2 separate regions of the Homo sapiens genome follow, and region 2 is linked to region 1. Evidence: chromatin loops called from intact Hi-C (ENCODE). Cell type or tissue: heart left ventricle. All regions are shown on one strand. Each heading gives the region's core, and the rest is flanking DNA. Links, peaks and the distances in the headings are about the cores only. Region 1 holds the start of LOC124902987 (a long non-coding RNA gene). Region 2 overlaps PLXNC1 (plexin C1).

Region 1 (5,387 bases), core at 212-5,211:
GTTGGGTTCCTCTTTCTTTAGTACATTTTTATCTTTCTTATTTGCATTGCCCTTAGAAGTGGGAAAGGAAGGAGGTGTAACCATTGCCCTGAAGAAGTACTAATAGAAAGCAGAACATGAACTGGGGGTTACATTATGTTAAGAATTGTGGATAATTCTGTTGAGTATCATAATGGCACTATGGCTTATCTGTTAGAGAGGTACTGAAGTATTTAGCAGTGAAGGATATGGTGTTTGGTTCTTATCATGCCCCCCCAAAAATCCCAGATAAGATAGATGAAGCAAGATTGGCAAAATGTTGATAGGCTTTGAAACCGGGAATGGCTACAGAGAGGTTCATTACACTCATCTCTCTTGTATTATGTTTGAGTTTCCATAATAAAAAGCTTAAGAAAAAAAGCCCTAGTCAAGCACTGAGAGGGTAAAACACAGCACCAGACAGAGATGGAAATTCTGCTGTTCAAAGGGGGCCTAAACCAAGAGCCCAGGCATCTCAGAATCAATCAGCATTGGGGCCAACATGCTCCCTAAGGAGTATCCAGGCTGGGACTTAGCTGGGGCTGTCCAGGGTGCTCCTGATGTCCAACAGCTGATGCTTGGCGCCCTTTCAGAGTCAGAGCGAAGCTTTCTCCGACATTCCCGCTGTCACCTGCAGCTTCCTCTGTGTGTCTACAATGATCCTCTAAAGCACAAATCATTAAGCCTGGGTTGTGTCTGAATAATGCTCAGTATAACCGTGCTACATGAGAATCTGTTATTACTACTTAAAGGCCATGTGCATGATGATTAACTTTAATGCTATCACTAACCCTTTAGGATAAGGCAAATTCAAAAACATCTGAGTCAGTTTGTACTTACGCCACCTCAGACGCACATTTTCAGGTTTATATTCAGAGCAAAGCTCTAGGAAATTTATCATAAAGTGGTTGAACATTAAAATTCAAACTTGTTTATAAATTTCAGAAGAAGAGAGGTGAAAATGTAGGTCATTCCACTACTAGTATTTTTCTCTTTAAAATAATTACCCATTTTAAAAGTACCATATTAAAAGAGCTTGGGATTACAGCCTGGGCTCAGGTATAGGATTAACTGAGTATTATGTTGACTGCTTGTGAACTTGGCTTCACCACACAGATGTGGTTACTGAAATGCGACATGCAGAAAGGTCTCCTAGTCATTTAATTTAATAACTGCAGTATCTCAAGACACATTCGGAATTAAAATGAGAACATAAAGAGTCAGAAACAGGGTAATGCTCCGAAAAACTACTTATTTTCCATGAAGTTGATTGCCTTTCAGTGAATACACAGGTGTCTAACTTCACAGATTTCGCTACATAAAATGAAAGATTTTTGCAATAAGGTATTTAGCCAGGATAAACAGCACAAAAAAACCTATGTTGCATAGATACAGCCTCTAATGTGTGCTTGATAATTCTGGCAAATAGCAGAACACAGGCAAGCCACCAATGAGCAGCTTTTCTCATCAAGATCACAGATATTCCAAATTTACTGCTATGAGGGGAAGGGCATGGCAGTGATGTGCAGAAAATGAATTAAAGAAGAAAATTCAGTAAATAAGCATAGCAGATTAGAATGCTGTACAAATCTGTTTTAGTAGTTAAAAATCAAAACATCACGCTTCAGCAGATTGTCTTAAATGCATTTCCATGATGAAAATAAGCTTAGTATTATACTCTATGTAGACTGTAACATCTTTTACTTCAAATTAGCCCAAACTTATATGAGTTAACAAGCAGAAAACTCAAATAATCTGTTGTGTTATTTAATAACTGCAGTTATCACATCACTTTTTTTTTTTCGAAGGGGGAGTAACCATTTGCACAAGGACATCGGTAGAAATTGAAAAGTCTTTCTCCAAGTTTCACCGATGTGATGAGTTTGGGAAAGAAGTGACAGAAATAATAATGTTCAAGAGATACATTGACCAGATATTTATGTTGGGGTGTTCTTTTTTACTACCATTATATGTAGTAGTAATTTAATTTTTGGAGGCTGAAACCAAACCAGTAAAGAGAAGGCTACAAAGAATAAAATGTCCACATAAAATGGATCCAAGAGGTTTTGTTTTTTCAACTTTGGGTGGCACACTGGAAGAGCTGCTCCAAAAAATTCCTCATCAAATTTCAAGGTACTCAACTATTTTTCCAAGTGCATCACCTAAAGAATGATGTTTGCTACTCCATATACTTGATTTTGTTACTGAAAATGAATCAAGACCCCAAACAGGCAACATCCTGAAATGACTATATACTGAGATTTTTGGGGAATAACACAGAACAGATTCTCTCACAATGAACTTCAGATCTGTTGTGAAAATTATTTTACGTGTTGGAATTATATTATGTCAAATACTCTGACTAATTGGCCTGCTTTGGGGCATGGCAATAATTTGACTATATTAAGGTTATAATCACACTGATATTCCTTTGGCACAGGTTTGAGCGTTACGTTACCGAGGATAAATTATTAGTATTTCGACTCACACATCCTTATCACAGGTACTGGTTCCTTTCAGGATCATTGTGATGTTCGATGCCCGGGTAAAGTTTGCTCCCGTTACTATCACGTTGCTTTTCCCTAATGTCGATACTTTCTGTGGCTCAATGGACTTAATGTAGAAGACCTATTGGAAAGAAAAGATTAAAACAGGAGATCAAAGCTAAGAAATGGCATCGCTCCAAAAAAATCTGTTTATACGCTGCAGTTCGAAGAAATCACTGGGAAATTACAACATTTTGCGAACACAAGCAGACAGTGTTTAATGAAATCAATGAATTCAAGGAAGAGGGCTGCAGATTCATGTCTCTCAACATGTGACAGCATGAGGTCAAACCAATTAGTCTTTGTCTCACAAGACAGTTGAAAATACAGTTGAAAAGTCTGATATTCTGTCTGAAGAGTGAGGTATCACTAGAGTTTTGAAAATGTTTACTGCCTTACAGCCTCTGGAGGCTCACAATGTAAGCAAAATCAAGGAAAAGAAAGAGAGTCCATTGACCGTAGGCCAATGACAGACTCATCGTTAAGTTGAAATAAATGTCATTCCAGATAAATTCAGTTCCCAAGAAAGCAGTCATATTTTTGTTACAGTGAGGCTATTTGAATCCAGGAGGATACTGCAGGGGGAAAAACCTCAAGAAATCAACCTGTTCAGTCACCTACTATCAAGTAGTTGGATGTCTAAACCACTGTGGCCAACCAAGGTTTGTAGATACCACAACCTCCTTCTTGCTACCCAGTTTCAATAGACTTTATCAGGCCTAAGGTCAAGAACATGTCCCTTGGAGTCCCTTGCTACCTAGCTTCATACCATATAGGTGAATGCCACCTTACTTCTCCATTTGTGATATCTAATCAAATTCTCCCTTTAAAAAAAAAGCCCTTTATTTGATAGCAAGAATCATTTTCCCTTTTCAAGATAAAACAATCCTGAGTTCTTTCACTTTTATGTTACAGATGCTACTGTCTATCATTCTGATAATTTCACTGTTCTTTTGTAGACCATTTTCAGCAAGTCTGTATTCTTCTATAATACGGTGACCAAAACAGGACATAAGATTCTAAGATTCTACCCAATATAAAGTCCAGCAGAACTTCAGCAAGAGTGAACATCATACTCACACTCTTTTTTCCCCTATATCCTCTACCATCGCAGAATATACTCAGTCTTGATATTTGAAAATGACCCCAAAGTCCAGAGATGCTTAATCACATGACGTTTGGTGAAATTCTAAATGCTGAGTGCATCCACTTGGAGGACCGAGTCCAGGAAGAAGCCCCTGAGCCACTGGGAGAACTCCGTGATGTCCAACACCTGCCTAACACCTGCTTCTTGAAGCAATTGAGTATCCTCTGCTCCTTTGTACATGGAACACTCATTGGGGTGGCATTGCTGGGCTACAGGGGCTGCCCATCCTGCTCAAACAGACATTTTCTCATTCTGCTCCCCAGCACACACAGGTGCTACACGGCACAGTCGTCCCCATCACTCATCAGCGCTTTGGACTGGTTTTGCAGATTGAGGTAAATTCATTGTTAATGTCATCACAGCAATGATGTAACATGACACAGAATTGATTTTGGTAGCAGAATTTATTTTAATCACTTTGTGAAGGACGTTAGCCCTGTATTAATAGAATCACTAAGGGCCTGAAAGGGTCACTTTAATTATTCTGTTATACTTGACTGCATTTTATGGGGGAAATTATCTGCTAGAGTGGTACTTGGAATGGGGGGATTAGCAAAGCCTTCAAGATAAATCTCTTGCAAATGTCAAGTGTGTGTTATATAGCAAAAGGCTTACTCTTCGCTCTTACGTGGTGACAGCTAAGAGAACAAGTGTTTATTGAGCACCTACAGGGTCCTTAGGCCAGATATTGTGGGGGACACATGATCTATGTGTGCACTAGATCAGGAGTTGGCAAACTATAGTCTGTGGGCCAGATCCTGCCCGCTACCTGCTTTTGTATGGGCCATGACAAAATGTCAAAAGAAGAATAATATTTCATGACATATAAAAACACATGAAATTCAAATTTCAGCACCCATAAATATTCGTCTGGGTAGTGTCTCTGGCTGCTGTTGCACTGCAGCAGTCGAGTGGAGTAGCTGCAGCAGAGACCATACGGCCCGCAAAGCCTAAAATATTTACTGTCTTGGCTCTTTGTAGAAAACATTTGCCGACCTCTGCTCTAGAGGAGTCCACTGTCTTCTTAGGGGAGCAAGATAGAATTTTTTTTCTTTTTTTATGTAAACCTCATTGCAGACTCACGTTTACATCCAAGTCAACTATGATTCCCAGGTTTCTTTTCTTTCTAGATAGTCCTTCCTGCTTCTTATATTTATACTGTTGATGTCTGCTCAAGCAAAATTTTCAAACATGCCAAGTAAATGCTTCTTCTCCATTCTCTGCAGAGGATAAAGAGAGCCTTACAACTAATGTAAAAAAGATTTTTTAAGGAAGTTATATTTTGCTCCTTAAATGGCTCTACGAACACCATCAGAGGACTTGCCACATCATCTTATTAACTTTTTATTTCCCTGAGTGGAGACCGCCTTGCTACTTCAAAAACATTTTAAACCCCTATTGTTTAGAGAGGGTTCTCTTGGCCATCTAGGATGGAATCCAGCCCTGGCCTGTCTTGTGAAAGTGGGTGCTTCAGTCTGCTTTTAAACAGACTCAGATTAGTTGTCTTTTGTTTGCTGGTGGAACCTCTTCTAATCTTAATAAATGGGTTAAAGAGCTACCAAGAGGACCCTCCTAAATAAATAGTGCAGGTATAAAACAACATTTTTAAAACAAAATGTAGAGTCAGCTCCATGGCTGCCCTGTATGGTTGCAACAATTCTTAGAAATACATTCTT
Region 2 (5,387 bases), core at 73-5,072, 75 kb after region 1:
GCTTCTCCTTCCTGCCGTGTCTAAGCATAACGTCACGCCTACACGTTTGCCGGCTCTAAGAGGGAAACTTTTCTCAGTTGGAGGAGAAAGCTACCTTGGCTCAAGCGATGTTTGGGCTGAAAGAGAGAAAGAGCTTTGGGCCTGATATAGCAAACTGGGACCAAAGCTCCTGAGGTGTGTGTGTGTTTGTGTGTGTACGTGTGTGTGTGTGTGTGTGTGTGTGTGTGTGTGTGTGTGTGTGTGCAGGGAGTCATGGGCATATCATGAGGAAAACAATTAGACTTCTTTGCAGCTGCTTCATATGATTTTTCATGGACAATAAATACTCTCCCATTGTGCCCTGCACAACTGCAGGGGGTGCCAGTCATGCATTCCAGGGTGTGAAAGGCACCCTCTAGAGCTGAGCCACAGCTTGGCCCTGCCCCTACCATGTGAAAGATGGCCCGGCTCATCGAGGCAGGGTGCTCACAGCCATGCTCCAGCTTTTGCGGCATCATCGGGAGGGAATGGGCACAAAACTGGGGCCTCCAATGTTGAGCACCAAGCAAGAGTCAAGTGTTTTACCCCCAAGGTGCTAAAAGGATTCCTGTATGTTGATTTTACCTTACCAGGTGGGAGGAAATACCAACTGGGTACCTATCAATTTCTTGTACATGACAAAATGCCTTTCTTGGGCAGTTAATTTTATATTCTGTTCCCTTTGGGATCCCTTTGTTTTGAAGCAGTTTCATCATTTTCTGTTACTTCCCAAGGGGCCCACTTGCCATTAGGAAACCCCTGAAGGAGCCCTGCACCCAAGTTCTGGCCCCTGCTCTGTGCCTTATAGACTGCTTGATTCCAGCAAGTTAAGTCTCCTGAACCTCAGTGACTGTATCTGTAAAATGGACCTAATAATACCACATGCCCTGCCTCTCAGTGTTGTTGTGAGGTCCAGATGAAATCATGTGTTTGAAAATAATTAGATTACTTTTATTCAGCTAAGGAGATGGAAAGGACAACTATTTGCCCAAGTCGGACAGTGATTTTATTAGCTAGGAAGGCTCGGGTTGCTTTTCTCCATTCTAGTGTATACAGTGTTGACCGGGATCTGACTAAGTTATGGCAGCTCTCTGATCGTCTGAAGGAAGAATTTACACTGGGGACTCAAATGACCAAAAGGAGAGGTTCAAAGTGTGCTTAGGGACACAGCTGGGCAGCCTCTAGACCAGAAAACATCACTGGTGTGCAGCACAGCCGTGGGAAGCATGCAAGGTGGTGAAGCTTGTATTTCACCTCCTTCTACCCTCTCCCCTCCCTCGACGGGCCCCAGTGTTCCCAGCCACCCAGGCCAACCCACCAGCAAAGTCCCACTCTCCAAGATTCATCCTTCCTTCTTCCCGCTTTATGTCCCTTCCCCACCCCCACAACCTCCTTCTCCTCCCTATGGCTAATTTCAGTCAATTACTTATAAAAAGACGACCTGACTCAAATAATTTACAAAAGTATATGAATGGCAGATAGCGTGAAACTGCATTTTCCTAGATTCTTTTTTTTATTATTATTATTTTGAGACAGAGTCTCACTGTGTCGCCCAGGCTGGAGTGTAGTGGCACGATCTCGGCTCACGGCAACCTCTGACTCCCGGGTTCAAGCGATTCTCCTGCCTCAGCCTCCGGAGTAGCTACAGGTGCCTGCCACCATGCCTGGCTAATTATTGTATTTTTAGTAGAGATGGGGTTTCACTATGTTGGCTAGGCTGGTCTTGAACTCCTGACCTCATGATCCGCCCACCTTAGCTTCCCAAAGTGCTGGCATTACAGGTGTGAGCCACCGCACCTGGCCCTAGGTTCTCAGAATTGAAAGAGACTCAGTCCACCAGTGCTTGTCCAGGAGGAAACAACTGGCATTCTACATGGGATGGCTCCTCATTATGGGAGCTGTCCTGTGTGATGCGGGACTTCTAGCATTCCTGACTCCTGTCCACAAAGCAGTGCCCTCTATTATGTTGACTACTGTGAAAGTCTCTCCCCAACATTTCTCAACATCCCCTAAGTAAATGTCATTATCCCCTGTTAAGAACCACTGAAATCTGTGACATGGTTTCAGAGGTGCTGACAAATGGTTATCTAGACTTTTCTTCCCTCTGGTCCTGCTACCCATCATGGTCAACAGCACCACTAATCACCCTCAACTCTTCTCTTTCTGTCACTCCCCACATCCAATACATTAAAAATCTCAGTCGAATTTCCCAATAATCTCAAATTCACCTTCTCTATCTCTACAGGCTCTATTCAGCCCAAGTGCCCATTCATTCCCCTCCCGATCTAGTGCAAGAGTCTCTTGGTGTCTCCCTTTTAACTTTCAATTTATTCTCTGTCCAGTAGCCAAAGTGATCTTTTAAAACATGAAACAGGTCCTGTTACTCCCTTGACTAAAATTCTCCAATGGCTTCCCATCACAATGCTGAGAATTGAATCCATATGCCTCCCCAGACTCTCCCTGAGCTGATCCCTGATGACGTCTTCACACCCATTCCTTGCCATTCTTCTCCTCCTGCACTCTGCTTCTGCTCCCCAAGTCCAGTCACTTTCTTTCAGACTCTGGACACATTACCATCTTTCTGCCTCAGGGCCTTTGCACTTGCTACTTCTTCTAGCCCCACCCCCCTTCACTCCCTTGTAGGCTGGCTCTTTTCAATCTGTCAGGTTTCAAGTTGAATGTCACCTACTCGTGGACACATGACCATAGCTCTTCCCGTTCCTACCTCAGTTTTTATTCTGAATCACAGCACTCCATTTATTTCCTTCAAAATACTTATTATAACTATTGTTTTTAAAAACTTACTGTCTCCCAGTAGACTCCATCTTTATAAGACTGACTATCTCCAATAGTATTGTATTCTACACTTCGAATGCAGCATCCACCTCAGCATCTGGCATGGAGTAGGTTGTCAATAAATGCTTATCAAAGGGATAAATAAATACATGGGTCAATGTTTGAATACTTTCAGTCAATATCTCATCAGGCAATTATGATACATTGATAAGTAGGCCTAATCATTACTGAGTTCTTTAATTGAGCCAAGATTCGTCCCTTGTAAATACTGGGCCTTGGTTCTGCCTTGGGGAGCAATAGAAAACCACCCCAGACCTCCCATTACCATGTAAACTGGCCTTCTCTGAATTTCACATCCATAGCTCATTGATAGCTTGTAAGAGACAATTTCTAAGTCTCTCGCCATCTCAGTCCATGAACAGTCAACAGATTCAGTGTACTTAAAATGTGCTTCTAAGAAGTAAACACAGTACTTTAGGTGTGCTCTGACCAAAGCAAATAATAATAGGATTGTCCTTTCCCATGATTCAAATGCATATTTTTAAGAACATGCCCTATCATTGTGTCCTTTCAAATAAAAGTAGCTGATGGTAGCATGGAAGAATAGAAAGAACAAGTGATTTAGAGTAAAAAATATGTGGTTTCAAGTTCAAACTCTATTACTTATGAGCTGTAAGTGTTTAGACAGTCATTTATCCTTTCTGAGCTTTCTCTACCCACCCATCCACTCATCCACCCACCCATCCACTCATCCACCTATTATTTATGGAGCACTTGCTGTTGACCAAGTACTTGATCTGTAAAATACAGATGGGAACAAACTCCCTATTGTCAAAATAAACCAGTCAAATGAGTTTTGAAATAAAATGCTAAACTTTGCATTTCATGTCATTGGTTTCTGAAACACTTGGTAACTGAAATGAATGGTTAGAGTGGGGCTCCACTGATATCCACAGTTCATGAACAGAATTCAGGGAATCCATGAAACTGGATGAAAAAAAAAAATCTTTATTCCAGGGAGCTCTAACTGGAACTTAGCATTTCCTTTAATCATGGATTCAGGCCACAGCAGTATTTACTGAACCTGTGACTTTGTCACCAAAAGAAATCAGATATTTTCATATTATTTGATAGTTGTTGCAGATATCTCAAAGTATCATTTATGCTCATCTCTACTTTGAAATTATGGTAGTTACTGCCTCTATATCTTGCTATTGAATGTGTTAAGATACATTACTATACCTTTAATTGAAAAAACATTTTGATAGATCGATATATTAATATATTACATCTATTTTGCAATCCAATGTTTTCATTTCATGCATTAAAAAACATTATTCTGTCAGGGGGTCTACAGGCTGCATTAGAGGTCTACAGCACAAGAGCTCTGCAGGGTTATGAAGAAACATATTGCTAAGTGCGGGGGCTGACACTAGGTTACACCTACAGCCACCAGCTGCTCTAGGCTATTCCCCCCTCTATTGCCTCAGAGAAGCAAGGCTTTGCACTCGGAATCCAATTTTTAAAAGGGGTCAATGATAGAGAAAGGAGCCTCAGGAGAAGACCAAGGGGCGATGATCAGGAACAGCTGGTGTGTTAGGTAACACGCTTCCTCAGTCAGGTTGCGGGGAGACAGGGGATGACAAGGAATCCTGGCTAATTGGGAAGGGAGTCAAAAGGAAATACACTTCCCTGTTGCTGCCCAGCTTTTACTTTTCCTCAAAACAGAGCCCCAGTGTCAACTCCTCTTGGACGCACTCATCTCACCATGCTATAATCACTATCTTCTCCACCAGATGAAGAGTACCTTTTTTCCAGTTCTAGAAACACTTACTGAGGGCTCACTCACCATGTGTTAGCCAACCTGATAGATGCCTGGGAAAGAAAGATGAGCCAGACCTGGCTACTCCCCTCAGTGCACATATAGCCCAAACAGGGATGTGTGGGGCCTGACACAGGGCCTGGCACACTCTAAGGTTTATAGAGTGGATCCCCAACTCCTAACTTCATTGCCAACTCCCTACTTAGCAACTCTTCCTGTCTTCCTGTATGTCCCAAGGCATCTAAAAATCAACAAAAATTAAACTCATCCTCTAATTGGTCCTCCACGTCTTAAAAACCTATTTCACTTCACCCCTCCTCTCCATCCTCATTGCTGCAACCTCAGTTCAGCTCTTCAACGTCCCTCAGTTGAATGATTGCAATAAACAAAATCCATCTGTTTCTCTCCATATTTGTCACCACTGCTCGTGGCCAAGGTGACATTATTTCTTGTCTGGACTACTGCAAGAGCCTCCTGCAGGTTTTCCTTCTTCCGCTGTGGCCAATCTCTCATCCATTCCCCACAGGGCAGCCGTTATTTAGGAATTCAAATCCAATCATTTCACTTCCCTTCAAAGGCTCTCCTGTGCTCGGAGAAGAAAATCTAATCTCCTTCCCATTGCCAAGGAGGCCTGCAGGCTGGGCCTGCTGCTTCCTTCTCCAGCCTCCTCCCCTCATACTCTCTCCTCTACCTCCCTAGCCTCAACCACACTAGCATTTTGCTCTCCACAACCACCAAGACCAGGATGTTC

What was found. Peaks named below come from ENCODE experiments on the same cell type or tissue, not always from the same donor. Only the 100,000 strongest peaks of a DNase experiment are listed, where the experiment ranks them.
Region 2: it touches region 1 in a loop (2.4-fold over the local background); 6 of 110 quality-filtered maps call a loop at or near these places.

Annotation. Positions count from the first base shown.
Region 1 is chr12:94,234,923-94,240,309 of GRCh38, reverse strand. It overlaps PLXNC1 (plexin C1), which reads right to left. Exons shown (of 31, transcript NM_005761.3): 10 at 2,507-2,646. LOC124902987 (a long non-coding RNA gene) reads left to right here and starts at 2,507. Exons shown (of 2, transcript XR_007063410.1): 1 at 2,507-3,226; 2 at 3,524-5,387. In heart left ventricle, for the core only: no CTCF peak of the experiment used is centred there; no DNase peak of the experiment used is centred there.
Region 2 is chr12:94,159,518-94,164,904 of GRCh38, reverse strand. All of the region lies in intron 1 of PLXNC1 (plexin C1), which reads right to left. Among named protein-coding and RNA genes, the nearest start is that of PLXNC1, 14 kb to the right of the region's middle. In heart left ventricle, for the core only: no CTCF peak of the experiment used is centred there; no DNase peak of the experiment used is centred there.